Regions from separate parts of the Homo sapiens genome. Here region 2 is linked to region 1. A link is an interaction called in ENCODE POLR2A ChIA-PET data of the cell type or tissue named here. Cell type or tissue: PC-9. All regions are shown on one strand. Links, peaks and the distances in the headings refer to the core of each region. The heading gives the core; the rest is flanking DNA. Region 1 overlaps NOTCH3 (notch receptor 3). Region 2 overlaps BRD4 (bromodomain containing 4).

What was found. ChIA-PET counts read pairs that join two places held together with the same protein. Peaks named below come from ENCODE experiments on the same cell type or tissue, not always from the same donor. Only the 100,000 strongest peaks of a DNase experiment are listed, where the experiment ranks them.
Region 2: POLR2A ChIA-PET joins it to region 1 with 5 read pairs; 3 of 35 experiments call an interaction of 5 or more read pairs at or near these places.

The regions. Positions count from the first base shown.
Region 1 is chr19:15,144,825-15,160,429 of GRCh38, reverse strand. NOTCH3 (notch receptor 3) reads left to right here. Exons shown (of 33, transcript NM_000435.3): 33 at 1-1,392. It also overlaps the pseudogene RNU6-782P. Among named protein-coding and RNA genes, the nearest start is that of MIR6795, 27 kb to the left of the region's middle. In PC-9, for the core only: CTCF peaks have their summits at 6,058 and 6,260 (motif pointing left); a DNase peak (open chromatin) is centred at 6,259; H3K4me3 peaks cover 250 bases.
Region 2 is chr19:15,226,030-15,239,809 of GRCh38, reverse strand. BRD4 (bromodomain containing 4) reads left to right here. Exons shown (of 20, transcript NM_001379291.1): 16 at 1-151; 17 at 288-418; 18 at 546-751; 19 at 830-1,067; 20 at 1,365-4,291. The coding sequence ends at 1,433. EPHX3 (epoxide hydrolase 3) reads left to right here and starts at 7,362. Exons shown (of 7, transcript NM_024794.3): 1 at 7,362-7,841; 2 at 7,949-8,034; 3 at 8,414-8,571; 4 at 8,720-8,848; 5 at 11,710-11,813; 6 at 11,903-12,039; 7 at 12,148-12,891. The coding sequence starts at 7,599. The coding sequence ends at 12,373. RefSeq lists a silencer at 6,613-6,772 and an enhancer at 7,111-7,612. In PC-9, for the core only: no CTCF peak of the experiment used is centred there; no DNase peak of the experiment used is centred there; H3K4me3 peaks cover 126 bases; H3K27ac peaks cover 2,204 bases.

The DNA of each region.
Region 1 (15,605 bases), core at 3,749-8,748:
CTGGGACCTCCTTCTTCCCCACTTCTCTCTTCCCTCATTCCTTTCTCTCTCCTTCTGGCCTCTCATTTCCTTACACTCTGACATGAATGAATTATTATTATTTTTATTTTTCTTTTTTTTTTTACATTTTGTATAGAAACAAATTCATTTAAACAAACTTATTATTATTATTTTTTACAAAATATATATATGGAGATGCTCCCTCCCCCTGTGAACCCCCCAGTGCCCCCGTGGGGCTGAGTCTGTGGGCCCATTCGGCCAAGCTGGATTCTGTGTACCTAGTACACAGGCATGACTGGGATCCCGTGTACCGAGTACACGACCCAGGTATGTACCAAGTAGGCACCCTTGGGCGCACCCACTGGGGCCAGGGGTCGGGGGAGTGTTGGGAGCCTCCTCCCCACCCCACCTCCCTCACTTCACTGCATTCCAGATGGGACATGTTCCATAGCCTTGCTGGGGAAGGGCCCACTGCCAACTCCCTCTGCCCCAGCCCCACCCTTGGCCATCTCCCTTTGGGAACTAGGGGGCTGCTGGTGGGAAATGGGAGCCAGGGCAGATGTATGCATTCCTTTGTGTCCCTGTAAATGTGGGACTACAAGAAGAGGAGCTGCCTGAGTGGTACTTTCTCTTCCTGGTAATCCTCTGGCCCAGCCTCATGGCAGAATAGAGGTATTTTTAGGCTATTTTTGTAATATGGCTTCTGGTCAAAATCCCTGTGTAGCTGAATTCCCAAGCCCTGCATTGTACAGCCCCCCACTCCCCTCACCACCTAATAAAGGAATAGTTAACACTCAGTGTTGTTGGTCTGTGTCTAGGTAAGGTGGGGAGTGGTGGCAGTGGGACTTCTATCTCCCCCACCCAGGGCTAACTTGAGCTCCCATCTTGGGGTAAATACATTTGACTTGCCAGTCTACTTATGCTTCCTCTTTTGGCAGATGACTACCGATTGGATTAGTGGTTGTCACCTGACTTAAGCTGAGCCAATCAGATTCTTTTGCTCGAGAACTTTCTTTAATGGAGAGGCTAAGAAAGTTGTCAGTTGGTGGAGCTCTTAAGGTCACAATCAGATTTAGAAATATCAGTGGCCAATTCGAGGTGGTGGGCAAAGAGACAAGCAAACAGGGCAGAAGAATGAAGCTAATATTCAGGGAGAATCAGAAATGAGAGCTCAAATGGCTCCTTGAGGGCTGGGGGGGTTATCTCGGCTCCCAGTGCAGTTATCAATTCCAGTTAATTGAGTGTTCATTCCATTGAGATCAACAGGTATTTATTAATTGCTTTCTAAGTATCTGATCATGGTTCTGCATGAATTTCACTTTTACTTCATGCTCCTATGGGTTTTGGAGATAACCTTGGACCCATGTAATAAATACTTCTTTACTTGTGCCAGCTTCGGTGGGTTTCTGTTACTCGCAACCAGTCGTGCTCCAAGACAAGGTTCTGTTTACACTGGTGTCTTCAGGAAAGGAGGATAGGATTTAATGTTCGTTGATTCTGTCAGTTGGAGTGCTCCTGGTTGCAAATGACACAAAAGTCTACTGGCTTAAACAAGAAAGGGGTTTATTAGCTCATATAAATTAAAAGGACCTACTTCAGGGGAGAATTGATCTAGTGGCTCAAATGTGGTCAACAATGGCTCAGTTTCTCTTCATCTCTACAGCTTTCTCTGGGCATCAGTTTCATCTACATGCTCCACATGGCACCCAGTAGAACCTCTCTTCCCGACATCACACAGCTCCAGCCTTCTCTCTGTGTTATCAAAATAGGTGCCATATTGCTCCTTCCAGGGAAGAGAGAAACTCCTAGTATTGTGATTGATTTTTCTTTTACTTTCTTCCTTTTTTTTTTTTTTTTTTTAAGATAGAGTCTTGTTCTTGTCACCCAGGCTGGAGTGCAATGGCACAATCTCGGCTCACTGCATCCCCCGCCTCCGGGTTCAAGCAATTCTCCTGCCTCAGTCTCCCAAGTAGCTGGGATTACAGGTGTCCACCTCCATGCCTGGCTAATTTTTGTATTTTCAGTAGAGACAGGATTTCACCATGTTGGCCAGGCTGGTCTCGAACTCCGGACCTCAGGTGATCCATCCACCTTGGCCTCCCAAAGTGCTGGGATTACAGGCATGAGTCATCGCACTCGACCTTGTGGTTGATTTTTCTATTGACTCCAATTGGTTCACGTATCCACCCTCTAACCTAAGGTTTCTTAATTTCGGCATTATTGACATTTGGGGCCAAATCATTCTTTGCTGTGGGGAGCTGTCCTGTGCATTGTAGGATATTTAATAGCATCTCTGGTCCCTACCCATTAGCTACCAGCAGCACCCCTTTTCCAGTTGTGACAACCAATATAACATGTCTCCAGACATTGCCAATTGTCATCTGGGAGGCAGATTCACACCTGTTGTTGTCTTAAAGCATGTCTTAAAGTCTCTTCTTTGGAACTACTGATGTGCTAAATTTAGGGGCAATCAGGTTTGCAGAAGCATGAATTCTGTGGAAGCTTCTAATAAATGTTTACTCCTCTCCCACCCCCTTTAGGCTAAGTCTTTGAAGATGAAACAGTCTCTTTTAGGTTTGTCTCAACTTTATTTTATGTTTATTCCCTTACCCTCTAACCTGTATTGGGCACCTACCGTGTGCCAACTCCCGGACAAGTTGTTGAGAATAGAATGGTGAATTATATAGGCCCAGTCTCTGCTTTTATGGAATTTCAGGCTAGTTGAGGGATGTATGGGGGGTGCACCCCTGTATACCCTTGGAACTTACCATTCTAGTGCTTGCTGACAGCATCTGACTGAACACCTGAGACTCTCCACCTGGGAACTTTCTCTTGTGTGGGGCAGGAGCAACCCTCAACATATGAGGGATGAATGAGAGATGGTGGATAAATACCCCAGCTTCCTCGCCACTCTCTGTGGGAATTCATGGATATGATCCACAGAGTCTCCCAAAGGATGCTCTTTGGGATTAAGCCCCAGTTGCCCACAGCAGCAACCTACTCTTCCTCACTCCTACTAGAGCTTTCTGGAATGATCTTGCGAATAAATTCCTTGCACTTGAATCATTGGCCCAAGAGAAGTCCATCTTAGCTTTATGCATGAGTAGATTCTTGGGAATAAAAAATAAAATATCTACTGGGGCTTAAGCAAGTTTGGGTATTCTTCTTCCCAAGTGCTGTACAAATGAGGAGAAAGTCCTTCTCCCTACCCATTTTGTCCACTCTATCATGCAACCTTGGCTTCATGTCAACAGAATATTGAAGAAGAGTGTCCCACAGCGGGAACCCACTTTCGTACCTGGTGGAGCTGACTTATTTGTAAGCACATGTGAGACTCACCCACACTGGGAGCTCCCTGGAATGATTGCAGAAAGGATGTTAGGTTGAGGACTAGGAAGCCTGCACTGGTGATGGAGGAAAATTAACTAATGAGATTCAAGGATTCATATGTATGTGATTTCATTGGCATGCTGAAGTTGGGAAGGGTTGGGGACTTTGGAATTGACATCCTAGTTGGTTTTTTGACTGAAAGGACAATGATAAAACAGCTGAGTGTCTGCTTTTTGCCTCCAGATCTGCACTGATCTTCCTCAACTCTTCTCTGTGCTCTGGGAGAATGACCCAGGTAGATGGCATCAATGGGTTTCCTTACTCTCTGGCTTCCACTTGGGTTTGGCCAATGAGAGACACAGGTGAGGGATTAGAGGGTGGAATGTATTTGTCTCCCTGGCTCCCTGCCTGCAGGGTACCTGCAGTGCTCTCCCTCCAGCTACCTACCCTCTGTGGGTCTGGGTTATTGTTTCCTCTGCTTGGCCCTTTTGGCATAGAAGCGATAAAGGCTCTCCACCATTGTGAGCCCCAAGGTATAGTAACATTCCTTGCCTACATTCTGCGCATGCCTCATCTGTCTAGAATGTCAATCATTTATTTATTATCTATCTATGTCTATCATCTATCGTTTATCTTTCATCCGTCTATATCTATCTTATGCTTCTCTGTCCTCTGTTGTCTATTTATATCTATGAATCTTTCTATTTTTCTATCATCTATCATTTATATATCTTTCTCTCCATCCATCTACCAATCTTTCTTCTTCTTTTTTTTTTGAGACGGAGTTTTGCTCTATTTCCCAGGCTGGAGTGGAGTGGCGAGATCTCGGCTCACTGCAAACTCTGCCTCCCGGGTTCATGCCATTCTCCTGCCTCAGCCTCCCAAGTGGCTGGGACTACAGGCGTCCACCACCGCGCCTGGCTAATTTTTTGTATTTTTAGTAGAGATGGGGTTTCACCATGTTAGCCAGGATGGTCTCGATCTCCTGACCTCGTGATCCGCCCGCCTTGGCCTCCCAAAGTGCTGGGATTACAGGCGTGAGCCACTGTGCCCGGCCTCTTCTCTTTTTTTTTTTTTTTTTTTTTGAGATGGAGTTTCACTCTTGTTGCCCAGGCTGGAATGCAATGGCGTGATCTTGGCTCACTGCAACCTCCGCTTCCTGGGTTCAAGCAATTCTCCTGCCTTAACCTCCTGAGTAGCTGGGATTACAGGCATGCACCACTACGCCTGGCTAATTTTTGTATTTTTAGTAGAGATGGGGTTTCTTCATGTTGGTCAGCCTGGTCTCGAACTCCCGACCTCAGGTGATCTGCCTGCCTTAGCCTCCCAAAGTGCTGGGATTACAGGCATGAGCCACTGAGCCTGGCCTAATTTTTGTATTTTTAAGTAGAGACAGGGTCACCATGTTGGCAGGCTGGTCTTGAACTACTGACCTCGTGATCCACCCTCCTTGGCCTGCCAATGTGCCGGGATTACAGGCATAAGCCACTGCACCCAGCCTTATCTGAGCCTTTCAAAGCCTCTATAGACAGCTCCTTCCCTAGCTTTTGGTTTAGTCTATTTGTCTCAACTGTCACTCACTGCCTCAGGCATCCATGAAGCTAAAATACCTTCCTGTAGCTGTTGTCAACAAAGGACCCCCAGAGTGAAGGCTTTTTGCATGGTTTATCTCAGAGCCAGGTCAAATACAGAGAGCTTTGCCAGTGGGATCTTGCAGGGAACCATTAGCTTGGTAAATAATGACAATTCTTGGCCGGGTGTGGTGGCTCACACCTGTAATCCCAGCACTTCGGGAGGCCGAGGTGGGCAGATCATTTGAGGTCGGGAGTTTGAGACCAGCTTGGCCAACATGGTAAAACGCTGTCTCTACTAAAAATACAAAAATTAGCCAGGCGTGGTGGTGCATGCCTGTAATTCCAGCTACTTGGGAGGCTGAGGCAGGAGAATTGCTTGAACCTGGGAGGCGGAGGTTGCAGTGAGCTGAGATTGCACCACCGCACTCCAGCCTGGGCGACAGAGAGAGAGAGACTCCATCTCAATAAATAAATAAATAAATAAATAAAATTTAAAAAATAATGACAATTCTTTGGGAATGAGGCTTGAAAGTGCTCTAGTTCTGTTTTGCTCTCTCTGGTGGATGCCAGGCTGCACCAGAGTTTGGGCTGGTATTTTTCAAGACGACCACGGAGCTGGAGAGTGGGGGAGAAGACCAGAGATGTTAAAATGCCGAGTATGCTGTTCTCACTGATATTCAGTAATTTTCTGAATACATTTTCTCTGAGTTGCTGCAAGACTTTAGTTAATTTCTAGAATTCCCAAAAATTTAGTCTAACAATTTTTTCTAGCTTTTTCATTCTTTATGGAGGACATAATTTATGGAGGTCCTTACTCTGACATTTTTTCTGACATTCCACCTCACATTGGTTGATGATTGATTGTTGGATTATGCATCTGGAGCTCAGAGTGGTTGGCTGATCTAAGATGTAGATTTGGGGAATACTGGTAAGGAAGTGGTATTTAAAACCATATGATTGTACTAATCAGTTAGAGAGAAGAGAGTCAAGGTTGAAGCCGTGAGCTACTTCAATATCAGAACAGTAAAAGTAAAGAAAGAGAGTGACAAAGAATGGTCAGAAATGAAGTGGACAAACCACATGCAGCAGATGGTGTCAGTCCCCTGCCCGCATCCACTTTCTCTGACAACTTCACTGCATATTGGCCTGATTTCCAACACTCGGTGCTTGCATCTATTTGTCTGAGGGCTTTCTCTGGACATTAAAGCTTACTCCATCCACATGTACAGCAGGACAGGAGTATTGGATAATTAATGCACTCAGGAGCAACCCTCAACAATAACCAACTGGAGTGGGTGTATACATACCTCAGCTCCCTTACCCCTCTGCAGTGAATGTTCTATGCTGCCACCCAGAGGTCTCCAGTGGGATTGACCCCAGTTGCTTACAGGGATAAGTTACTTGATAGGACATGCTTTATAAACTTCCTTTTGTTCCTACTTTCACTTCTTCAGATCTGGTATCACCTCCCAAATAAACTTACTTCCACTGGAATCCTTGTCTCAGAGTCTGTGTCTGGGGGAAACCCAAACTATGCAGGCTTTTTGGCATAGATTGGGTACACAGAATCATGAGTCTATATTCATCAGCTAGGGAGAGATAAGAAGGTCTAGGACTGAGCCCTGGGGAATTATCATATTAGGGGTCAGAAGAGGAGGAGACTAAGGAAGAGTGGCCAGAGAAAAAGCATATACCATGAAAAGAAAGAGAAAGGAGCATTGCAAGGAACAGATTTATCATCTAAGTTTAATGCTCCTGGAGAAAGGAATAAGATGAGGCCAGGTCCGACAGCTCACAGGCTAACAGGAGACACAGAGGAACACAGACAATATGAAGAGACAACCCAGGACTTCTGGTAGCCCAGATACTGCATATGACTAGCTTGGGGGTTCTTACAGAAGGCTTCCTGGAGAAGGTGATGCTGGTGGTGTGTTTTTAGTAAAAGTAGGAGTGAGTGTTGTTATGAGTGGAGCAATGGCTGTATTTAGTAGTAGAGGAGGTGGCAGGGGTCATATCACAACAGTCTTGGATGTGAAGATGGAGGGATTTTAAACTTTGAAAGCAATGGGGAGCCATGGAAGGTGCTTGCGTAGAGGAGGAGCACAGCTTGAGTTTTCTGTCCTGGGGTCAGTGCAGAGGTCAGACTGGAGGGAGTTGACACTGCAGGTTCTTGCAACAGGTAAGAATAATGCAGTCCTGAGTTGGGGTGGAGGTGAGGGGATAGAGAGAATTTTGGGAGGAAGAATGCTGATTTGGTAATTAATGGTCTAGGGAAGGAGGGATGGAGAAGGCTGAGGTCACCAAGAGATGTTAAACCTGGGCAACATTGGTAGAACAACATCAAATGATCCACTCCTTCCTCCCTCTCTTGAGGGCAGGGCCTGGGGGTGCATTTCCTCAGGAAGCAGCCTTGCCTAGCGCAGGTGGGTACTAGGAGCATGAATGAATGCTCTGCCATTCATTAATGAATTTCTGCTTGTTATCCACAAAAAGAAATAGTAATTAGTCCTTTTCCCGCTCTGTGCATGCAGGGTCTGTGGGCTTAGGAAGCTGACCCAGGGGTCTTGAGTTTCCTGGAGGGAAAATCCCCTCAGGGTGCCACCTGCCTGAGCTCCGTGGGACTTCTTAGTGTTCAGGGGGCCTGTGGGATGGCAGCTCTGGGGACCCTCAGCATAACAGGAGCTGTGTCCTCAGCCCCTCCCTTTTTAGGTGGTGAACAGAGCGATGCCAGCAGGCACTGCAGGAGCCTCCCTTGGCAATGGTGAGTGTGAATTCAGAGGCTTTTCCTGGCTGAAGGAGCCACCCCGGCCCATCCCTGGCCTTAAGGTTCAGATCTACAAATAAGTGGGGAGAGAGAGAAACTGTAGAGGGACTATGCTAACCCAGAAAAGGCTAAGCAGTGACACACTTGAATGGAGTTTCCCAGAAAGGTGTTCGATCTGTTTTTTGCCAACTACAAAGCATGGGCTGGAGAAGAATATAAGATTTTCCCAGAAAGGCAAGGAGGCGCATCTGGGGGAACCAAAAGAGACCCTTGAAAAGTCACACACATGCAGACACTGCATCATGGTGTGAACAGGTGTGCAAGCAGACAGGGAAGATATGGGGTGTGGACACGCATGTGCCCTAGAGTCTCATGAGTGCGCGCGCACACACACACACACAGAGTCATTTAGGGTGGGGCTGAAAGGGGCGGAGAAGGGCCTTTGGGGGTCTTCCTGATGAGAAGAAAGAGGAAAAGGAAAGACTCCAGACCCCAGTCCCATGCATTCCTCAGCTTCCCGGCTCCAGACAGCTCTCAGGAGTGTCACCTGGTCCCCTCTCCCCTGCACTGTGGAGGTGGCATTGGCTTGGTCCTTGAACTCAGCACCAACTGGTTCCCTGTAACTCTCTCACTAAGCAAGCAACCAGCCTGGGCGCTCTCAATGGGTGCAATTTTCATGGGTTCCAGGTAGGCAAATAAGGAATATTCTACTCCTGTGAATTGACCTCTTTTTGGGTCAGGCCTGGAATCTGGACACATTGCAGCAAACTCAGTCACAGCTCCTCAGCTGTTGCAGAGTTAATGTTCAGCCACATTTGGGATTTCCTCCTTTCTTCTTCCTTCTGTCTGGGGTGGGTGCAGGGGGTTGGGGCAGACGCCACCTCCAAGATGAGAGCGGAGAGGGGCCAGGTTGTCGGTTTGAGAGCTCTAGACACTGTGGGTCCCCACCCCCAGCAATCCTGAGATGGACAGAGTCCTCGCTGAACTCCAGCTGGGCTGGCCCTGCCCCTATCCCCCAGTGTGACTCTGCCAGCTCCTCCACCAGCTCTTTCTTTGAGCCTATTTCTGTTTTTAAAACAATAAATTTTTTTTTTTTTTGAGACAGAGTCTCACGCTTGTTGCCCAGGCTGGAGTGCAATGGTGCGATCTCAGCTCACTACAAACTCCGCCTCCTGGGTTCAAGTGATTCTCCTGCTTCAGCCTCCCAAGTAGCTGGGATTACAGGTGTGTGCCACCACACCCGGCTAATTTTTGTATTTTTGGTAGAGACGAGGTTCCACTATGATGGACAGGCTGGTCTTGAACTCCTGACCTCAGGTGATCCACCCACCTTGGCTTCCCAAAGTGCTGGGATTACAGGCGTGAGTCACTATGCCCAGCCAAAAAAAATTTTTAATTAAAAATATTTAAATATTTGTTCAATGAATACATGAATGAATGGAAATGGTTAAGGTTTTTTTTTTTTCTTTTGAGACAAGATCTCGCTGTGTTGCCCAGGCTGGAGTGTAGTGGCATGATCACAGCTCACTGCAGCCTCAACCTCCTAGGCTCAAGCAGTTCTTCCACCTCAGCCTCCAAAGTAGCGGGGACCACAGGAGCACACCACTGCACCTGACTTATTTGTTTATTTATTTAATTTTTTTGAGATGGAGTCTCACTCTCTTGCCCAGGTTGGAGTGTAGTGCCATAATCTCAGCTCACCGCAACCTCCGCCTCCCGGGTTGAAGCGATTCTCCTGCCTTAGCCTCCCAAGTAGCTGGGATTACAGGCATGTGCCACCACACCCAGCTAATTTTTGTATTTTTAGTAGAGACAGGGTTTCACCATGTTGGCCAGGCTGGTCTTGAACACCTGATCTCAAGTGATCTGCCTGCCTTGGCCTCCCAAAGTGCTGGGATTACAGGCATGAGTCACCATGCCCGGCCTGTCTCTAAACTCACTTCTAACCCATCAAAAAATTCATTGGGCTTCACCTTCACAACCCATCCAGATGGGCAAGTCCTCACCACCTCCATGTGCCCACCATGGCAAGCCCACTTCCAATGGCCCACGTGGTCCACACTGATCCCATTATCATCGGCCTGGACCAGCCTAGTCACCTCTTAACCTGCTGTGTCCAATGCCTCACGCACAGTTTTCCCATAGCCACCAGAGGGCGTCTGGGAACACCTGAGCCTGGGGATGTCCCTCTTCTGCTTAGACCCCTCCATAGTCCCACCTCATTAGGAGTAAATGCCAAGTCCTCCCCTTGATCTACAAGGCCTACACAACATCCCTCTGTCCCCTCCCTGTGCTTACCTGCTCCCTCTCCCTCACTGTCTCTCCCTCACTATTCCTCCTTGCTGCTCCTGTACCAGGCATGGTGCAGCCACAGGGTGTTGCCTCTACCTGGAATGCTCTCCTCCGTCTTGACTCATTCCCTCATTCTTTTTCAATTGTGAATTTGGGGTCTTTGCCTGGCTGGAGAAGCCACGCTGATCCATCTCTAGCCTAGAGCTGAGATCAGAAAATTGGGGCAGTCAAGGAAGGAGAAATTGGAATGCTCTCCTCCGTCTTGACTCATTCCCTCATTCTTTTTCAATTGTGAATTCGGGGTCTTTGCCTGGCTGGAGAAGCCACGCTGATCCATCTCTAGCCTAGAGCTGAGATCAGAAAATTGGGGCAGTCGAGGAAGGAGAAATTCTGAGCTGACCGTGATTAAACATCAACAAGGACTTTTCTGACCATCCCATTAACAATGGCAACTCTCCCCTGATTTCTCAATTCTCCCTTTAGGTCCTCTTTTCTGTTTCTAGCACTTAGCTCTGATGTAACTCACTTGTTGAGTTATCCTGTTTGTGGCTGATTGCGCGGCTGCCTCCCTTAGTACCTTCTGCTCCTCCAGGGCAGGTATCTCTGCCCATTTAGTTCCCTGCTGTGTCCTCATGCCCTCAGAAGCACCTGTCACAGAGGAGCTGTTCATGAAGATGTGTGTAATGAAAGGTGAGTCGCTGAAACTCACACTCCTGAAAGCACAGCCTCCAGAGACAGACTCCTGGGTTCCAATCCTGATGCCAGGACTGAGAATGTGAGCAAATTAAACCTGCTATACTCTGCCTCTCAAGCAGTGCAGAGCAGAGAATAAGAATCCCAGGCGTCCTCATAAGAAGTTAGAGACCGGCTGAGTGTGGTGGCTCATGTCTGTAATCCCAGCACTTTTGGAGGCCAAGGCAGGCAGATCACCTGAGGTCAGGAGTTCGAGACCAGCCTGGCCCATGGCCAACATGGTGAAACCCCGTCTGTACTAAAAATACGAAAACTTAGCCGGGCGTGATGGTGGATGCCTGTAATCCCAGTTACTTGGGAGGCTGAGGCAGGAGAATTGCTTGAACCCAGAGGCAGAGGTTGCAGTGAGCTGAGACTGCACCACTGAACTCCAGCCTGGGTGACAGAGCGAGACTCAGTCTAAAAAAAAAAAAAAATGTAGTTAGAGACCAAAAGATTCCTAACACTGTCAGGGCATCTTCCTATTACCCGTGACTTCAGAAGATCAATCTCCACTTTCATAGATGAAGCTCAGAGGAGCAAAATTAGCTGACCAAGGTCACCCTGTTCCTGGTAAGGCACCAGCATTCAAATCTAGGCTTGTGATATTACAGAGCTCTACTTGGTATTGCTGCTGGTCACTGAGGGGCTGTCCTTGAGCATGAAATTTCTGCTCTAGGTAATGGGCATTTTTTTGCAGCTAGTGATCTTCTCATCACTGGAGGCAAGCAAGTGGAGGCAGGATAATTGTGGTAGAGGACACTCCTACACTGAGCAAATATCAAGGGGGGTTTCCTTTCCAATTCCCTTCCATGTGATGCCCAAGAGGGTGCTGACTTATACCTGAAGGGAGCCTGTGATAATACCTTAAAGGGTCTCTTCCACAGTCACTTGCTCTTCAGATTATTTCTTAAAACTTTAATTACAAATGACAGCCAGGCTTGATGGCAGGTAGATGCCTGTAATCCTACCTACTCGGGAGGCTGAGGCAGGAGAATCATTTGAATCCGGGAGGCAGAGGTTTCAGTGAGGTGAGATTGTGCCACTGCACTCCAGTCCAGCCTGGGCGACAGAGTGAGACTCGATTTCAAACAAAACAAAACAAAACACTTTAGTTACAAATGGCTTTAGCATGTTTTGCATTGTTTATCTCAACCCTTGGCTTCCTCTGTCAAACTAGATTGATTAAACAGGAAAAGGGTTTATCAAGAGAAAAAATATCCTCTAAGAAATGTTATTTTTCTATTGATACAAATTAGCAATTGATGTAGAATATTTGGGAAATTCAAAAAAGTATAAAGAATGTATGCGAATGTCATCACAGAATTTTTACTGTTTCGTATCCCACTCTCACACAACCCATATATGAGAATTCTTCCCATGTTATTATCCATTCTCAAAGATACGACTTTAATAATGTCTTATTATTTTTGTGCTTTGTATCTTTTTCAATTAGAATGTCAGTATTTTGTTTTACCCTTGTTTGTAAGGGCATTTCGACTATAGAACACTTTAGGTCATGTCCTCTTTAAAAATTTAAATAATGCAGTTATGAACATTCCTATATATCTAAGTGCAGTTATTTTTCAATGAGAAAAATCTAGAGGTGAAATTATCTAGACAGACACATAATAATTCTATGTATTTATGGAGTACAGTTTGATGTTTCAATCCATGTATACATTATATCATAATGAAATCAGGGTCATCTGCTGATTTTATACTGGGGTGTTAGAGGACTACTGTTAGCCTTGGGCAAGAGGGATTCTGCCCTGGCACTGATGCATCTGAGGACTCGACTCTACCCCATCCCAAGGGGTGAAGAGTTTACAAAGTCAAGAGTATGTCTTTACCTTGAGCTTGCACCTCATTGTAGATGATGCGCTACATGACCCTAGAATTCCCTGCCCAGGTGGCTCCAAGCCACTAGCAGGGCCAAAAGTAGGACTTCTTTCTTCTGATATGAACCACACTGCTGGCGTGTATTTCCTTAGGTGTGGTTAAGCAGTGGTGTAGTTAAGGAGGGTGTTGCTGCATCTTGAAGGTGCATGGTTGGGATATCTGTACACATACATACAAGGCCCCTCGCAGTGCTAAGTGGCACCTGGGGTGGGAAGAGAAGGGGATAGGACATGGGCTAGAAACTAGCACACGGTGCTCTCCACAGCATCACATTCTGGAGTGGAACTCTAAAGAGTCCAGAAATCCTAAATTGAATTCTGTTTTTTCATGTCATTATGAAGGCTGTCAGTGTGATGAGTTAGAGCATATTTTACTTAACTGTTTATTAGCTTCACTTTTAACTTTAAATAATCAGTCACATGGTATATGGGTCTTTATTTGAGCTCCATGAATGTTGGGGAGTGGTCCTATACATTTTCCCTTCCCTTCCCTTCCTTCCTTTGTCTTTCTTTCTTTCTGTCTCTTTCTTCCTTTCTTTTTCTTCCTTTCTTTCTCTTTCTTCCTTTCTTTCCCTTTCTTCCTTTCTTTCCCTCCCTCCCTCCCATCTTTCCTTCCTTCCTTCCTTCCTTTCTCTCTTTTTCTTTCTTCTTTCTTTCTCAGGGTCGCTCTCTGTTCACCTAGGCTGGAGTGCAGTGGTGCAATCATGGCTTACTGTAGTTTTGATCTCCTGGTCTCAAGTGATCCTCCCTTCTCAGCCTCCAGAGTAGCTGGGACTACAAGCACATGCTATTATGGCTGGCTAATATATATATACATATATACATATATATATATATATATTTTTTTTTTTTTTTTTTTTTTTTTTGTAGAGATGAAGTTTCACCATGTTGCTCAGGCTGGTCTCAAACTCTTGGGCTCAAGAGATCTGCCTGTCTTGGCCTCTCAAAAGTGTTGGGATTGCAGGCATGAGTCACTGTGCCTGGCTCACATTTTTCTTAATTTGTAAGAGGTAAACATTTATCACAGCTTTGTTCTAGTTCGTGATTTGCCTATAAATTTGTTTCAATTTAACAATGTTTTGTCATGTTAAGTAATTATACTTCTTAAATAGTCATATCTCATTATTTTTTCACTGTGAAGTCTTCCATGTTATTGAGTTTCTATCACGGTCTCTATAAAGGGTTCTGTTCTTCCCTTTGATGTTGTTTACTTCACCATAAAAAGGCCTGTTTCAGACATATTTAGGGCATGTCTGCCAGTATGCTTTTTATTAGATCTGGATTTTCTTTTCTTTTCTTTTGAGATGGAGTCTTGCTCTGTTGCCCAGGCTGAAGTGCAATGGCTTGATCTCAGCTCACTGCAACCTTTGCCTCCTGGGTTCAAGTAATTCTTCTGTCTCAGCTTCCCGAGTAGCTGGAACTACAGGCGTGTGCCACCACACCCGGCTATTTTTAGTAGAGATGGGGTTTCACCATATTGGCCAGGCTGGCCTCAAACTCCTGACCTTGTGATCTGCCTGCTTGGCCTTCCAAAGTGCTGGGGTTACAGGCATGAGCCATCGTGCCGGGCCTAGATCTGGATTTCTTAAGTAGAGTCTGAGTTTCTTGGCTTGGGGTTTCATTTTACTTCAGTTTCTGAAGATTTGAAGTAAGGCCTTGTACTTTTTCATGGCATGAATCCCTCAGGGAATATGTGTTTTATACATTTATGTTTTCCATTGTTGGTTGCATATATATTTAAAATTGTTGTATCCTGTACTGAATTGATTCCTTTATCATTATATAATGTTTTTCTTTGTTTCTTTATAGTTTTTTATTTAAAGTTTATTTTCTTTTCCTGACATAAGGATTGTAATCCCTGCTCTTTTTTTGGCTTCCCTTTGAGTGGATTATATTTTTCTTTCTTTTCTTTTTCTTTTTTTTTTTTTGAGATGGAGTCTTGCTTTGTTGCCCAGGCTGGAGTGCGGTGGCGCGATCTCAACTCACTGCAACCTCCGCCTCTGGGTTCAAGTGATTCTCCTGCCTCAGCCTCCTTAGTAGCTGGGATTACAGGCACACACCACCACGTCTGGCTAATTTTTGTACTTTTAGTAGAGGTGGGGTTCCACCATGTTGGCCAGGCTGGTCTCGAATGCCTACCTCAAGTGATCTGCTCACCTTGGCCTCCCAAAGCATTGGATTACAGGTGTAAGCCACCATGCCCAGCCCTAGAATATCTTTTTCCATGCCATCTCTTTCATTCTGTGTTTCTTACAGGTGAATTAAGTCTCTTTTAGGCAGCACATGATTGGGTGCCTCTTTCTATCTATTCCTTCACCCCATGTTTTTTGATGGAGAATGTAATTCGTGTCCATTCAAGGTAATTGTTGACAGGTGAGGACTTACTATTGCCATTTTGCTGATTATTTTCTAGTTATTTTATGTATTCTTTTTGTTTCTTCCTCATTTACTTTTTTTTCTTAGTGCTTAAATGCTTTCTTCTAGTGATATGTTTTGATTTATTCCTTTTAAAATAAGTTTTATGTTGGGATGCTTCAAGAATGCGCATGTCATCTTTGTGCAGGGGCCACGATCATCCCTGTATCATTCCATTTCTAGTATATGTGCTGCCAAAGCGAACACTGACTCCTTCCTTTTCATTGTTGTGTATCTATTATAGGCCTTTGCTTTGTGCTTGCCATGAGGCTTGCAAAATACATCTTATAGTGTTAAAAGATTATTTTAAGATGATAACCACTTAACTTTGATCACAGAAATAAAGTATCTCTACACTCTTAATCCTACTTTGTATCAAACTTTTTATTTAGGTTATTATGTTTTTTTCTTCCTAGGATTTCTATTTGTGCTTTTAATTGTTTCTACTTCTTTGCCAAACTTCTAATTTTGTTTATAAAGTTTTTTCAAATTTCATTTAATTTTCTATCTGTATTTTCTTTTAGGCTCCTGAACTTTTAGAGAATCATTGTGAATTCATTTTCAGTCATTTTATAGATTACCTTTTCTTCTGGGTCT
Region 2 (13,780 bases), core at 1-5,000, 83 kb before region 1:
GCCTCCGTGGTCCAGCCCCAGCCCCTCGTGGTGGTGAAGGAGGAGAAGATCCACTCACCCATCATCCGCAGCGAGCCCTTCAGCCCCTCGCTGCGGCCGGAGCCCCCCAAGCACCCGGAGAGCATCAAGGCCCCCGTCCACCTGCCCCAGCGTGAGTGCTCTCCCTGCCCACAGCCAGGGCTCAGGCCCCCCGAGGCCCGTGTTGGACATAAGCTTGCTGTGGGGCTGGTGGACCATGCCCCACTGGGGTGAGGTGGGCCAGGGCCCACCGGCTGTTTATGTTCCAGGGCCGGAAATGAAGCCTGTGGATGTCGGGAGGCCTGTGATCCGGCCCCCAGAGCAGAACGCACCGCCACCAGGGGCCCCTGACAAGGACAAACAGAAACAGGAGCCGAAGACTCCAGTTGCGCCCAAAAAGGTTGGGATGGAGGTCCATGGGTGTCGCTTGCCCCTTGGCCCTGGAAGGTGCCATGCTGGGCACACCCCCAGCTATGCCCTTTAGGCACAGCAGACCCCTCACCCACCCCAACCTCTCTGTTCTGCAGGACCTGAAAATCAAGAACATGGGCTCCTGGGCCAGCCTAGTGCAGAAGCATCCGACCACCCCCTCCTCCACAGCCAAGTCATCCAGCGACAGCTTCGAGCAGTTCCGCCGCGCCGCTCGGGAGAAAGAGGAGCGTGAGAAGGCCCTGAAGGCTCAGGCCGAGCACGCTGAGAAGGAGAAGGAGCGGCTGCGGCAGGAGCGCATGAGGTGGGCGGGTGTCTGGGTGGGGCATGGGGACTCTTGGGGCCACACCAGTCCCCAGGCTGACTGGGACCCTCTGCCCAGGAGCCGAGAGGACGAGGATGCGCTGGAGCAGGCCCGGCGGGCCCATGAGGAGGCACGTCGGCGCCAGGAGCAGCAGCAGCAGCAGCGCCAGGAGCAACAGCAGCAGCAGCAACAGCAAGCAGCTGCGGTGGCTGCCGCCGCCACCCCACAGGCCCAGAGCTCCCAGCCCCAGTCCATGCTGGACCAGCAGAGGGAGTTGGCCCGGAAGCGGGAGCAGGAGCGAAGACGCCGGGAAGCCGTGAGTCTGGAGGCCTGGTGGGGACCCTGGTCTAAGGATTAGCTCCTGAGGGAGCTGGGAAAGGGGGACTGGAGCCTGGACAGGGAGGGGCAGCGGGGGAGCCCCGTCCCTGCTGGTCGGCATGTGGTCCTCTGGACTCAGCTGTAGGGCCCTGAGTGCTGTGTGGACGGGGTGAGCGCTATGAGGGGTCAGCCACGGGGAGGGCTACGGGGCTGACTGCTGGTAGCGGGTATGAGGGCTTGTAGCTGCAGGGTGGCTAGGTCATCCTCCTGACTCCCTCCTTCCTTTCTCCTCCAGATGGCAGCTACCATTGACATGAATTTCCAGAGTGATCTATTGTCAATATTTGAAGAAAATCTTTTCTGAGCGCACCTAGGTGGCTTCTGACTTTGATTTTCTGGCAAAACATTGACTTTCCATAGTGTTAGGGGCGGTGGTGGAGGTGGGATCAGCGGCCAGGGGATGCCTCAGGGCCTGGCCCTCCTGCATGCTATGCCCGGGGCAGGCCTGACGGGCAGCTGAGGATTGCAGAGCCTGTCTGCCTTACGGCCAGTCGGACAGACGTCCCGCCACCCACCACCCCTCACAGGACGTCCGCTCAGCACACGCCTTGTTACGAGCAAGTGCCGGCTGGACCCAAGCCCTGCATCCCCACATGCGGGGCAGAGGCCCTTCTCTCCGCCAAATGTCTACACAGTATACACAGGACATCGTTGCTGCCGCCGTGACTGGTTTTCTGTCCCCAAGAACGTGACGTTCGTGATGTCCTGCCCGCCGGGAGTCTTTCCCCACACCCCAGCCATCGCCGCCCGCTCCCAGGAGGCCAGGGCAGGCCTGCGTGGGCTGGAGGCGGGCGAGGCCGGCCCACCCCCTCGCTGGCACTGACTTTGCCTTGAACAGACCCCCCGACCCTCCCCCACAAGCCTTTAATTGAGAGCCGCTCTCTGTAAGTGTTTGCTTGTGCAAAAGGGAATAGTGCCGTGGAGGTGTGTGTGTCCATGGCATCCGGAGCGAGGCGACTGTCCTGCGTGGGTAGCCCTCGGCCGGGGAGTGAGGCCACCAACCAAAGTCAGTTCCTTCCCACCTGTGTTTCTGTTTCGTTTTTTTTTTTCTTTTTTTTCTATATATATTTTTTGTTGAATTCTATTTTATTTTTAATTCTCTCTTCTCCTCCAGACACAATGGCACTGCTTATCTCCGAAATGGTGTGATCGTCTCCTCATTGAGCAGCGGCTGCCACCGCGCTGTGGGTAGTGTGTGACCGTGGCTGTACTGTATAGTGAACATAGTTGGCATATCTTTGTTTGAAGTTTGTTGGTGACTCCACCAAACTGGTGTGAAAAAAGAAAAAAGCTCAAAAAAATCCACAAAAAGACAAAACACACAAAAAAAATCCTGCCTATATTTTACTCAGTTTCAAACTTTATTAGTCTATTTTTAATTATAAAACCAGAAAGCTACAATTTCTTTTCTTTCCCCTCCACCCCCCCCCCCCCCACCCATTTGTTGGCTTTTTTGTTTTTTAATGTCAGATCTGTTGAGTTGGTTTTTTTGGTTTTGGTTTTTGTTTTTGTTTTTGTTTTTTACTGAGAAAGGAAGGGCCAAGGGATGAGGTGGGAACCGGGCCCTGGGGGCGCCACAGACTAAGGCAGAGACTCCCCTACCTGGCGCCCAGCCCCAACCAGCTGGCCGCTCCTGCCCATGCTTTTTTTTTTTTTTTTTTTTAATTTTTATAATTGGAGCCCCTGGTGAGGTTACGCGTGCCATGAGAACCCACTCTACACCACGACGCTGGTGCCTCAGTGTTGGCCAAACTCTGGAGTCACTGACTGGTTTGACTTTCATACGGTGAATATGCATTTGGTCTGTACTGATCATGGAATAAACACATCTCTCTTTTTTTAATGCTGGCGTCTCCCTGACATTTCTTTGTGAACCAACTGTTGCCTAGGCTAGGCCCAGGGGACCCCCTGGACCCCAGACCACCTCTGTACAGGAACTACTGCCAGGGATTACCTAGCCCCTCTCCTGTGACCTGTCCCTGTCTGCCCTGGGCGGGAGCCACGCAGACTCATAGCAACCACCCCAAGCTGAAGCTGTGACGCAGAGCCCGGTACCCATCCTTGTGGACCCTGGCTGAGGTGGAGGGTGTGCTCTAGCAGAACCCTGGCCAGACTCCAGACAGTATTCTTCCCCTCCACCCTACTCCATCCTGTCCCCCCTACTCCATCCTGTCCCCCCACTCACCAAAGGACTTGGGCCACTTCTCCCACCTTGCCTGCCTCAACCTAACTCCTCCTTTCATTTAAGCTCAGGGTTAACCAGATACTCTTAGATATAAGTCTACATCCCCCAAAATAGGATCCTCACCCCCCATGCACATACACACACATTCCTGTCCAAGAAAGCCCACAGGTGGCTGCTCTGCCTGTGTGTCCACTTGTGTATGTACATGCCCCAGCCACAAGGCACGGGTGACGCCCAAGAAGAGCCCCTAAGATGTAAGATACAAGTATATAATTTATATGTATGCAGAGACAAACTGATTGAAACATTTCTAGCACTGTTTATTCTCCTACATCCCCTCTTTTTGACCTGAAAGGTCCTTTATTGTCTTTGGATCTGCCAAACCTCCCTGTGAGGGTGTGGTTCAGGCATCCAGCCAGAGGTCCCCCCACTTCTTCGATGTCCATGCCCACTCAGGCACTTTCTCATATACCACTGTGCCACTTCAAGTGTGACGTATTTAGGTTCTTTGGGGTTTCTTCCATCTCATCCCACCCACTCATTTTTGTTCCTTGTTTTGTTCAGACACTTCCCCAGCCTGGGTCCAACTGCTGAGCTGGATAGTTTTCTCTGCAGCTTCCTGCTGAAGATTTAACTCAGCCATGGCCTTCTCCACACCTCCCTGATGGGTGTCTCTCTACCTGGGTTGTAATTAGAACTGGGATCTATTTAATTTCTCCAGCCATTTCCCAACCCTTCCCACAGTACTAGAAATCTTAGTCCTATACCAGAGTAAGAGGTGTGTACAAGCCCCCACTGTACTGTATGCACGGATCGCTTGGCCAATAATTATGTCAGTGAATCTGAGACTTGTATTAAACACTTTAGACATTTGTAGAAGGGAATTCGTAGACTTTTCACTTACATACGAAAGGTTTTTTTTTTTTTTTGTGCAGTTCTCATTGCAAAAATAAACATTTGTACTGAGTATAAAGTTACTCTCCTGTGATGGCTGCTTTTTGTTTGAGGGTAGACTTGGGAGAAGCGGGGAGATGAGGGCGGGGGGTCAGTGATGTGTAGGAGAGGAAGAAGGGAGGTTCCCCAGACACCCACCACCCATGCGTCCAGATTAGCGGAGTCGGTTGGGAGAGATCCTGGGAACATCAAATTGTGAGATAATTGATTTAATGGAAGGTGTAAAAGAAAAAGCTGCCAGGCACGGTGGCTCACATCTGTAATCCCAGCACTTTTGGGAGGCCGGGGTGGGAGGATCGCTTGAGGTCAGGAGTTAAGAGACTAGCCTGGCCAACATGGTGAAACTCCCATCTCTACTGAAAAATACAAAAAATTAGCGGGGCGCGGTAGCACACACCTGTAGTCCCGGCTACTCCGGAGGCTGAGGCAGGAGAATTGCTTGAACACTGGAGGCGGAGGTTGCGGTGAGCCGAGATCACACCACTGCATTCCAGCTTGGGTGATATGGTGAGACTCCCATCTCAAAAAAAACAAAAACAAAAAAACCCCCAAAGCTTTGATGTAGGCTAATCACACAACAAAAGAAAGGTAGTGGTTAAGTAGTCCAGGGAGAACAAAAGTTTGTACACTATGGGCAATGTAATCATAGTGGTCTATTCGGCTCTTGAGATGCATTGTTCACTGAGGCAGAACATAAACCACTATTCACCTTTAAGTGGCAACTTCATGGACTTAGTTATGGTCCCAGGACAGTATAATGTTTAGCAGCCTTGACAGTACAAAGGTATATGGATAAAAGTGGGAGGTGGAAAGGGGCAAGAGGTGACAAGTGGAGTGTTTTTAAAGGAAACTAACAGGGAAACAAAAAACGGCACGTCCGGGGTAGTGATGTGAGCAAGTCAGTGGCTGATGTCATACATTGGTTAAGTCAAGAAATAAAGGTCAGGCACGGTGGCTTGCATCTGTAATCCCACTTTGGGAGGTGGAGGCTTGAGGATTGCTTGAGGCCAGGAGTTTGAGACCAGCCTGGACAATATAGCAAGTCGTCTCTCTGAAAAGTTTTTGAAAAATTAGCTGAGTGTGGTGGCACAGGCCTGTAGTCCCAACTACAGGTTGTAGTGCTTGAGCCCAGGAGTTCGAGGCTGCAGTGAGCTATGATCGAAACTCCATCTGAAAAAAAAAGAAAAAGCTAAAAACGTTCCAGTGGCTGCTTCCGGGAGGAAGGGGAGGTGTAGCCACAGATCGCTGCCTTTTTCCCTACATCTTTGCGGATGGCTATTTTACAAGATGTATGTCTTCAGGCAAATGACTTCATCCTCGAATTTCAGGTTCATGATCTATACTACAGGAATGTGATTATGCTACTTAGACTTAATAGGGTTGCTCTATGGTTAAGTGATGGCTGTCCCTAAAATGTTCAAGGATATCGGGAGAAGGTTGCAAAATAGGAGGAAGAAGCTGGCTGCTTTTTTTTTTTTTTTTGAGACGGAGTCTCGCTCTGTCGCCCTGGCTGGAGTGCAGTGGCGCAATCTCAGCTCACTGCAACCTCCGCCTCCTGGGTTCACGCCGTTCTCCTGCCTCAGCCTCCCTAGTAGCTGGGACTACAGGCGCCCGCCACCACGCCTGGCTAATTTTTTGTATTTTTAGTAGAGACAGGGTTTCACCATGTTAGGATGGTCTCGATCTCCTGACCTCGTGATCCGCCCGCCTCGGCCTCCCAAAGTGCTGGGATTACAGGCGTGAGCCACCGCGCCTGGCCAGAAGCTGGCTTCTTGCAGGGACAGCAGGGCCGCAAGGCTCTGTGACTCTAGGCCCCATCACACCCGGCCCTGTCCCACTTCCTCTTTCGGCCAGAACCCCAGAACTCCAGTCATTCATAGGCCGGGTCCTCCTCGGGGGAACCAGGCCTGCCCCCTAGGAATCAGGGTATCCACGCCTCCTCGGCCCGCTCTCGGAGCCTGGGCCTCAACACCTGCAGATTGGCTCCCGGGCCAGGACCTGTCGCTTGAACATCAGTGGCCGCCGCCGTCCAATCACAGACGTACAGGGGCGGGCTGGCGGGCCTGTTGGGCCAGCAGGAGGACGGCGCCGGGCCGAGGCCGCTGGACCCGCCGTTGGAACCACAGCTGGGTGAAGTCAGTGCTGCTAGGTCTTTGGAGCCAGACCGAAGGGAGGGTCGCGCGCCCCTGGGTGGGTAGCACCAGGCGGCGGCCGTCGGCCGGGCCTCCCGAAGCCTCCTCCAGCCGCTAATACCGCCCGCGCCTCCCTCCTAGTCCTAGACCTGGCATTGCCTGTCCCTCTTCTTCGTCTTCCAGACCCTCCTGACCCGCCATATTAGGTCCCGGCCCCGCCCTCCGTCTCATTGCCCATTGCCCACCCCACCCCACCGCCCCCTCCCCGGCCTACCGTCAGCTCATTGGCCCAGGCTCCCGCCTTCTTCGCCCAATGTTAGGCCTCACCTCCTCTAGGATCCACCCTCTCCCCGCCCACCCGCATAAGCCAGGCCCACCATTCCAACTCTTTCTCCTTTTTGGCTTGTAGGCCGCACCTACTCTGCATATGCCCCGCCCCTCACTCCAGGTGTCGCCCACTTAACTGAAGATCCAGGATCCCCTCCTTAAGGTTTGTCTGGGCTCGGAATTGCCTTTTTTTTTTTTCTTTTTTGAGACGGAGTTTCCCTGTTGTGACCCAGGCTGGAGTACAGTGGCGCGATCTCAGCTCACTGCAACCTCCACGTCCCGGGTTCAAGCGATTCTCCTGCCTCAGCCTCCCAAGTAGCTGGGACTACAGGCGCCCGCCACCACGCCCAGCTAATTTTTGTATTTTTAGTAGAGACGGGGTTTCACCACGTTGCCCAGGCTGGTCTCGAGCTCTTGATCTCAGGTGATCCGCCCGCCTCGGCCTACCAAAGTGCTGGGATTACAGGCGTGAGCCACCGCACCCGGCCCGGAATTGCCGCCTTTAGACCCTCACCCACCCGCTGCTGAGTCTTCCTGGGCCCCGCCCCGGCCCTAAGCCCCGCACAGGACCTGCTAGGCCCCGCCCATTTATTTCCCCCCTTTCCAACCTCTTCCTCCCCAGCCTCCGCACCCTACCCTTGTTTCCTGTCCCTGTCGCGCCCAGGTGTTTACCTGGCACTCAGGTGAGTGGTGCGCTCTGGCTGTTTTCTGTCGGAGCCGCCCGCCTCTTCCTTCAGCGCGTCCCACAAATCCCGACGGCACGGAGGGGCCCCAGGCCAAGGGCGATGGGCCCCTGAGCCCTGACACCGCTTCGCCGCTGCTGCAGGTGCCCCTGGCCGGCAGCGCCGCCGTGGTCCCGGAGCGCGGCGACATGCCGGAGCTGGTGGTGACCGCGCTGCTGGCGCCGTCGCGCCTGTCGCTGAAGCTGCTGCGCGCCTTCATGTGGAGCCTGGTGTTCTCGGTGGCGCTGGTGGCCGCGGCGGTCTACGGCTGCATAGCGCTCACGCACGTGCTGTGCCGGCCCCGGCGCGGCTGCTGCGGGCGCCGTCGGAGCGCGTCCCCCGCCTGCCTGAGCGACCCCTCGCTGGGTGAGCACGGTTTCCTGAACCTCAAGGTGATCGCACGGGGGCGCTATCGGGGCTGCGGGGTCGCGTGGGGTCGAGACGGTTCAAGCCTCGGGAGAGAGGGTTCCCCAGGCTTCAGGCTGTGCCCTCCCCCTAGAGCTCGGGCCTGCGTCTGCACTATGTCTCGGCTGGACGAGGTAACGGACCCCTCATGCTGTTTCTGCACGGCTTCCCTGAGAACTGGTACGTCTGGGGCCAGGGGCCTGAGGCCCACGGGACTCGGGGGCAGGTGGAGCTTGGGCTCCCAAGAGGCAGGGAGGAGGGCTGTATAGATCGGGACAAGCTGAACATAGATGGGGATAGGGGTACTGAGCCAGCATACCCAGGATCCCTAGGCCCTGAAGGGACAGGACAAAGGGGTATTGAGGTTGATTGAAGTTCCCTGGATTCAGGGTGTAGCTGGCTTCAGCCTCAGCCTCTGCCTCTGCCTGGGATTCCCCATCCTCCTTTTAGGGGAAGTTTAGAGCAGGAAGGAGGGTTTGCCAATGGTTGCTGATGTGCGTAGGGTGCAGGTGCAACCTGAGGGCCCTGACTCAGCCTCCCTCCCTCGCCCGCCTGGCAGGTTCTCCTGGCGTTACCAGCTCCGGGAGTTCCAGAGCCGCTTCCATGTTGTGGCTGTGGACTTGCGAGGCTATGGCCCCTCGGATGCACCTCGGGATGTGGACTGCTACACAATCGACCTGCTGCTGGTGGACATCAAAGATGTCATCCTAGGCCTGGGTGCAGACATACCCCCATCCTAGGCGTGGCCTCCCTCATCCTGCACACACGCATACCCCCGCTTTCTCCTTGCTGGAACCTACTTCCCCCATCCCTGCTTCAGTCCTACTGGGCACCTCACTTATGCGAGCTCCTTGAATTCCCACAGGTTACTCGAAGTGCATCCTTGTGGCCCATGACTGGGGTGCCCTCCTTGCCTGGCATTTCTCCATCTACTACCCATCCCTGGTCGAGCGGATGGTTGTGGTCAGTGGTGCCCCCATGTCGGTGTACCAAGGTGTGTGTGGGAGTCCGGGACACTGGGATGTACTTATGTGCAAGGGGGCAGGGACATGTGTCTGTGTTTTCAATTCTCTGTATACCTGTCAACACATCAGGGGCTGAGGGTGCAGCAATCAACCCAGGTCCCTTCGGTTGTGGAACTCCTCATTCGGAAATTAATGACACGCCAGACCCAGTGGCTCACACCTGTAATCCCAGCCCTCCGGGAGGCTGAGGTGGGAGGATCACTTGAGGCCAGGAGTTCAAGACCAGTCTGGTCAACATAGCAAGACCCCAACTGTCTCTACAAAAAAAAAAAAAAAATGTAATTAGCCAGGCATTGGTGGTGCATGCCTGTAATCCCAGCTACTCGGGAGGCTGATGCAGGAGAATCTCTTGAACCTGGGAGGTGGAGGTTGCAGTGAGCTGAGATCATGCCATTGCACTCCAGCCTAGGCAACAAGAGCAAAACTCCATCTCAAAAAATAAATAAATAAAATAAAGTATGGCCAGGCGTGGTGGCTCCTGCCTGTAATCCCTGCACTTTGGGAGGCCAAAGCCGGTGGATTGCTTGAGCCCAGGGGTTCAAGACCAGCCTGGCCAACATGGTGAAACCCCGTCTCTACTAAAAATACAAAAAAATCAGCCAGGCATGGTAGTGCACGCTTGTAGTCTCAGCTACTCGGGAGGCTGAGGCAAGAGAATCACTTGAACCTGAGAAGTGGAGGTTGCAGTAAGCCAAGATCGCACCACTGCACTCCAGCCTGGATGACAGAGTGAGACTCTGTCTCAAAAATAAAATAAAATAAAATAAATCACAATACACTTAGGAGTAATCCACATTTTTTTATAGCACTTACAGTAACAAGGAATATGCACACAGTAACCTACTTAAGGCTCCTGGGCTTATGAAGGTTGTATTATCCCCATGTTCCAGCTGGAGGAAACTGAGGCTGGGGAGGTTAACAATGTCTATCATATCACCTGATGTTAATATGCAGCACTGTGGTCATAACTGTGCTCTCTCTCTCTCTTTTGTTGTTTTTTTTCTTTTTCTTTTCTTTTCTTTTTTTTTTTTTTTTTTTTTTTTTTGAGACAGAGTCTTGCTCTGTCGCCAGGCTGGAGTGCAGTGGCGTGATCTCAGTTCACTGCAACCTCCGCCTCCCAGGTTCAAGCGATTCCCCTGCCTCAGCCTCCCAAGTAGCTGGGATTACAGGCCACCATGCCGGGCTAATTTTTTGTATTTTAGTAGAGACGGGGTTTCACCATGTTGGCCAAGATGGTCTTGATCTCCTGACCTTGTGATCTGCCCACCTTGGCCTCTCAAAGTGCTGGGAGTATAGGCGTGAGCCACCACGCCTGGCCCCTTTTTTTTTTTTTTTTCTTGAGATGGAGTCTCACTCTGTGCAGTGCAGTGGCGCAATGTCGGCTCACGGCAACCTCCGCCTCTCAGGTTCAAGTGATTCTCTTGCCTCAGCCTCCTCAGTAGCTGAGACTACAGATGTGTGCCACCATGACCGGCTAATTATTTTGTATTTTTAGTAGAAATGGGGTTTCAGCATGTTGGCCAGGCTGGTCTTGAACTCCTGGGCTCAAGCGATCTGCCGGCCTCAGCCTCCCAAAGTGCTGGGATTACAGGAGTGAGCCACCCTGCCTGGCAACCTCTACCTCCTGGGTTCAAGTGACTCTCCTTCCTCAGCCTCCAGAGTAGCGGGGACTGCAGATATGCCCCAACACGCCCAGCTAATTTTTGTATTTTTAGTGGAGACGGGTTTTCACTATGTTGCCCAGGTTAGTGTCTAACTCCTGATCTCAAGTGATCCACCCGCCTTGGCTTCCCAAAGTGCTGGGATTACAGGCGTGAGCCACCGCACCCAGCCTATTATTGTTTACTTGTCTGTCTCCCCATCTAGACTGTCAGCTCCCTGAGGGCAGGGAGTTTTTTGTCTTTTGGGGGTGTCTTTTTTTGTGTTTTGTTTTTTTTCCTTTGAGACAGTCTTGTTCTGTGGTCCAGGCTGGAGTGCAGTGCTGTAATTGCAGCTCACTGCAGCCTCAGACTCCTGGGCTCAAGCGATCCTCCCACTTCTGCTTCTCAAGTAGCTGGGACTATAGGCACACACCACCACACCCTGCTAATTTTTAAAAAATTATTTTTTGGAGGCCGGGTGCGGTGGTTCACGTCTGTAATCCCAGAACTTTGGGAGGCTGAGGCGGGTGGATCATGAGGTCCGGAGATCGAGACCATCCTGGCTAACACTGTGAAACCCTGTCTCTACTAAAAATACAAAAAAAATTAGCCGGACGTGGTGGCGGGTGCCTGTAGTCCCAGCTACCGGGAGGCTGAGGCAGGAGAATGGCGTGAACCCGGGAGGCGGAGCTCGCAGTGAGCCAAGATCACACCACTGCACTCCAGCCTGGGCGACAGAGCGAGACTCTGTCTCAAAAAAAAAAAAAAAAAAAAAAAAAAAAAAAAATTATAGATACAGGGGTTTCCTTAAGTTGCCTAGGATGAACAGGGAGTTTTGACTGTCTCATTCACTGCTGTGTCTAGAACAAGGCCTGGCATGCAGTAGTTGCTCAATAAATGTTAGCTGAATAAAGCAGAGGAAACGCACCCTGGCCTGGGCAGAGGAAGCACACCTTTGGATATGGGGGTTCCCAGGAGATGCCCCCATCCTGTGGATAGTGAAACATGGCAGGAGGGAATGTAGCTGGTGCCCAGGCCAGGAGGGGTATCTAGTACCTTCACAGACCCAGGCAGGCAGCAGTGGCATTCCTGAGGCTTGTGTCCCTGACCTGGGTATGTGTAGGGGTGCAGGTGTATGGGGCCACCCCAGGAGCAGGCCTTATATCTCTCCCCCAACCCTCCCACCCCAGACTATTCCCTGCACCACATCAGCCAGTTCTTCCGTTCCCACTACATGTTCCTGTTCCAGCTGCCCTGGCTGCCCGAGAAGCTGCTGTCTATGTCTGACTTTCAGGTACAGAGGGTGCAGGTTGAAGGGAGGAGGGAAGCAGGTCGGGGCTGGGCAGGCTGGGCACTGAAGCCAGAGTCCTGCTGTGTACCTAGATTCTGAAGACCACCCTCACCCACCGCAAGACAGGCATCCCATGCTTGACCCCCAGCGAGCTCGAGGCCTTCCTTTATAACTTCTCACAGCCTGGTGGCCTCACTGGGCCCCTCAACTACTACCGAAACCTCTTCAGGTGAGACCAGTTGCCAAGCATAAGCTCAGGAGATTTGCAGGGGCAGGGGGGTGGGAGGCAACCATCCTTCTGCCTGTCTGTCTGCCTGTCTGTCTGTCCTGGCCACAGGAACTTCCCCCTGGAACCCCAGGAGCTGACCACACCCACATTGCTGCTGTGGGGGGAGAAGGACACTTACTTGGAGCTGGGGCTGGTGGAAGCCATCGGCAGCCGCTTTGTGCCGGGCCGCTTGGAGGCCCACATCCTGCCAGGCATAGGGCATTGGATCCCACAGAGCAACCCCCAGGAGATGCACCAGTACATGTGGGCCTTCTTGCAAGACCTGCTGGACTAGTGGTCCTTGCTGGCCTGCCCAGGAGGCATGGATACTCAGGAAGGAACACACACCCATTATCTGTGTGTGCCTGGGAGTCCATACAATGTCCATACATGGGTGAACTCTTGAATCGCTCATAGGCATGGGACTCCTGGATCCCACACAAGCGCACCTATGGGTGCCTCGGGACACACCAACCCCTATACTCACACACAGGCATGGATGCATGTGTGTGTAACAAACACTTTGACCCTGGGAACTGGGTATACCTCTCTTCCAGTGGAGCCAGATGCCGAGACCGAGTGTCCCACCTCCTCCCTTCCTGGGGCCTCACTCTGCGCTTTGCCAAAGTCGCTTCTCTGCCATAGCTGCACAGACCTTAAACCCTGACCTTCCTGTCCCTGCCTTCGACCTCCTGCCTGGGTCTTCAGCTCAGTGCTACTCTGAATACAATACTGCTGACCACATTTGGCTACTTCAGCTTAAATGTATGTTAATTGAAATGAAATACAATGAAAATGCAGTGCTCAGTCCCACCAGCTGTATTTCATTTTTTTCCCCTTGAGACAGAGTCTTGCTGTGTCGCCCAGGCTGGATGGAGTGCAGTGGACGCAATCTAGGCTCACTGCAACCTCCACCTGCCGGGTTCAAGCGATTCTTGTGCCTCAGCTTCCCGAGTAGCTGGGACTACAGGAGCGTCACCAGGCCTGACTAATTTTAGTATTTTCAGTAGAGATGGGGTTTCACCATGTTGGCCGGGCTGGTCTCGAACTGCTGACCTCAAGTGATCTGCCCACCTTGGCCTCCCACAGTGCTGGGATTACAGGCGTGAGCCACTGTGCCTGGCCATACCAGCTGTATTTCAAGTGCTCAATTGCCGCATCAGTGAAGAAAGTTGTGTGTGGCAGCGCTGATGAGGGTAATCCTAGCTTAAGAGTAGGGGTCAGGGCCGACCACAGTGGCTCAAACCTGTAATCCCAGCACTTTGGGAGGCTGAGGTGGGCGGATCACGAGGTCAGGAGATCGAGACCATCCTGGCTAACCTGGTGAAATGCTGTCTCTACTAAAAATACAAAAAATTAGCCGGGCGTGGTGGTGGGCGCCTGTAGTCCTAGCTACTCAGGAGGCTGAGGCAGGAGAATGGCATGAACCCGGGAAGTGGAGCTTGCGGTGAGCTGAGATCGCGCCACTGCACTCTAGCCTGGCAACAGAGCGAGACTCCATCTCAAAAAAAAAAAAAAAGAGCAGGGGGCCTCCCTGCCTGGCCCCTGGCAACCTCCCCAAGGGCAGACCCTCATGAGCAGGCAGGTGGGTGTGCAGATTCCTCATTCCTCTCCAGCCAGTCCCAGGAGAGCTCCCACAAGCCCCTTCCCTCACCCCCCGTCATGACCCCAGGCCTGGTCAGGTCAAGTTCTCTTGCCCCAG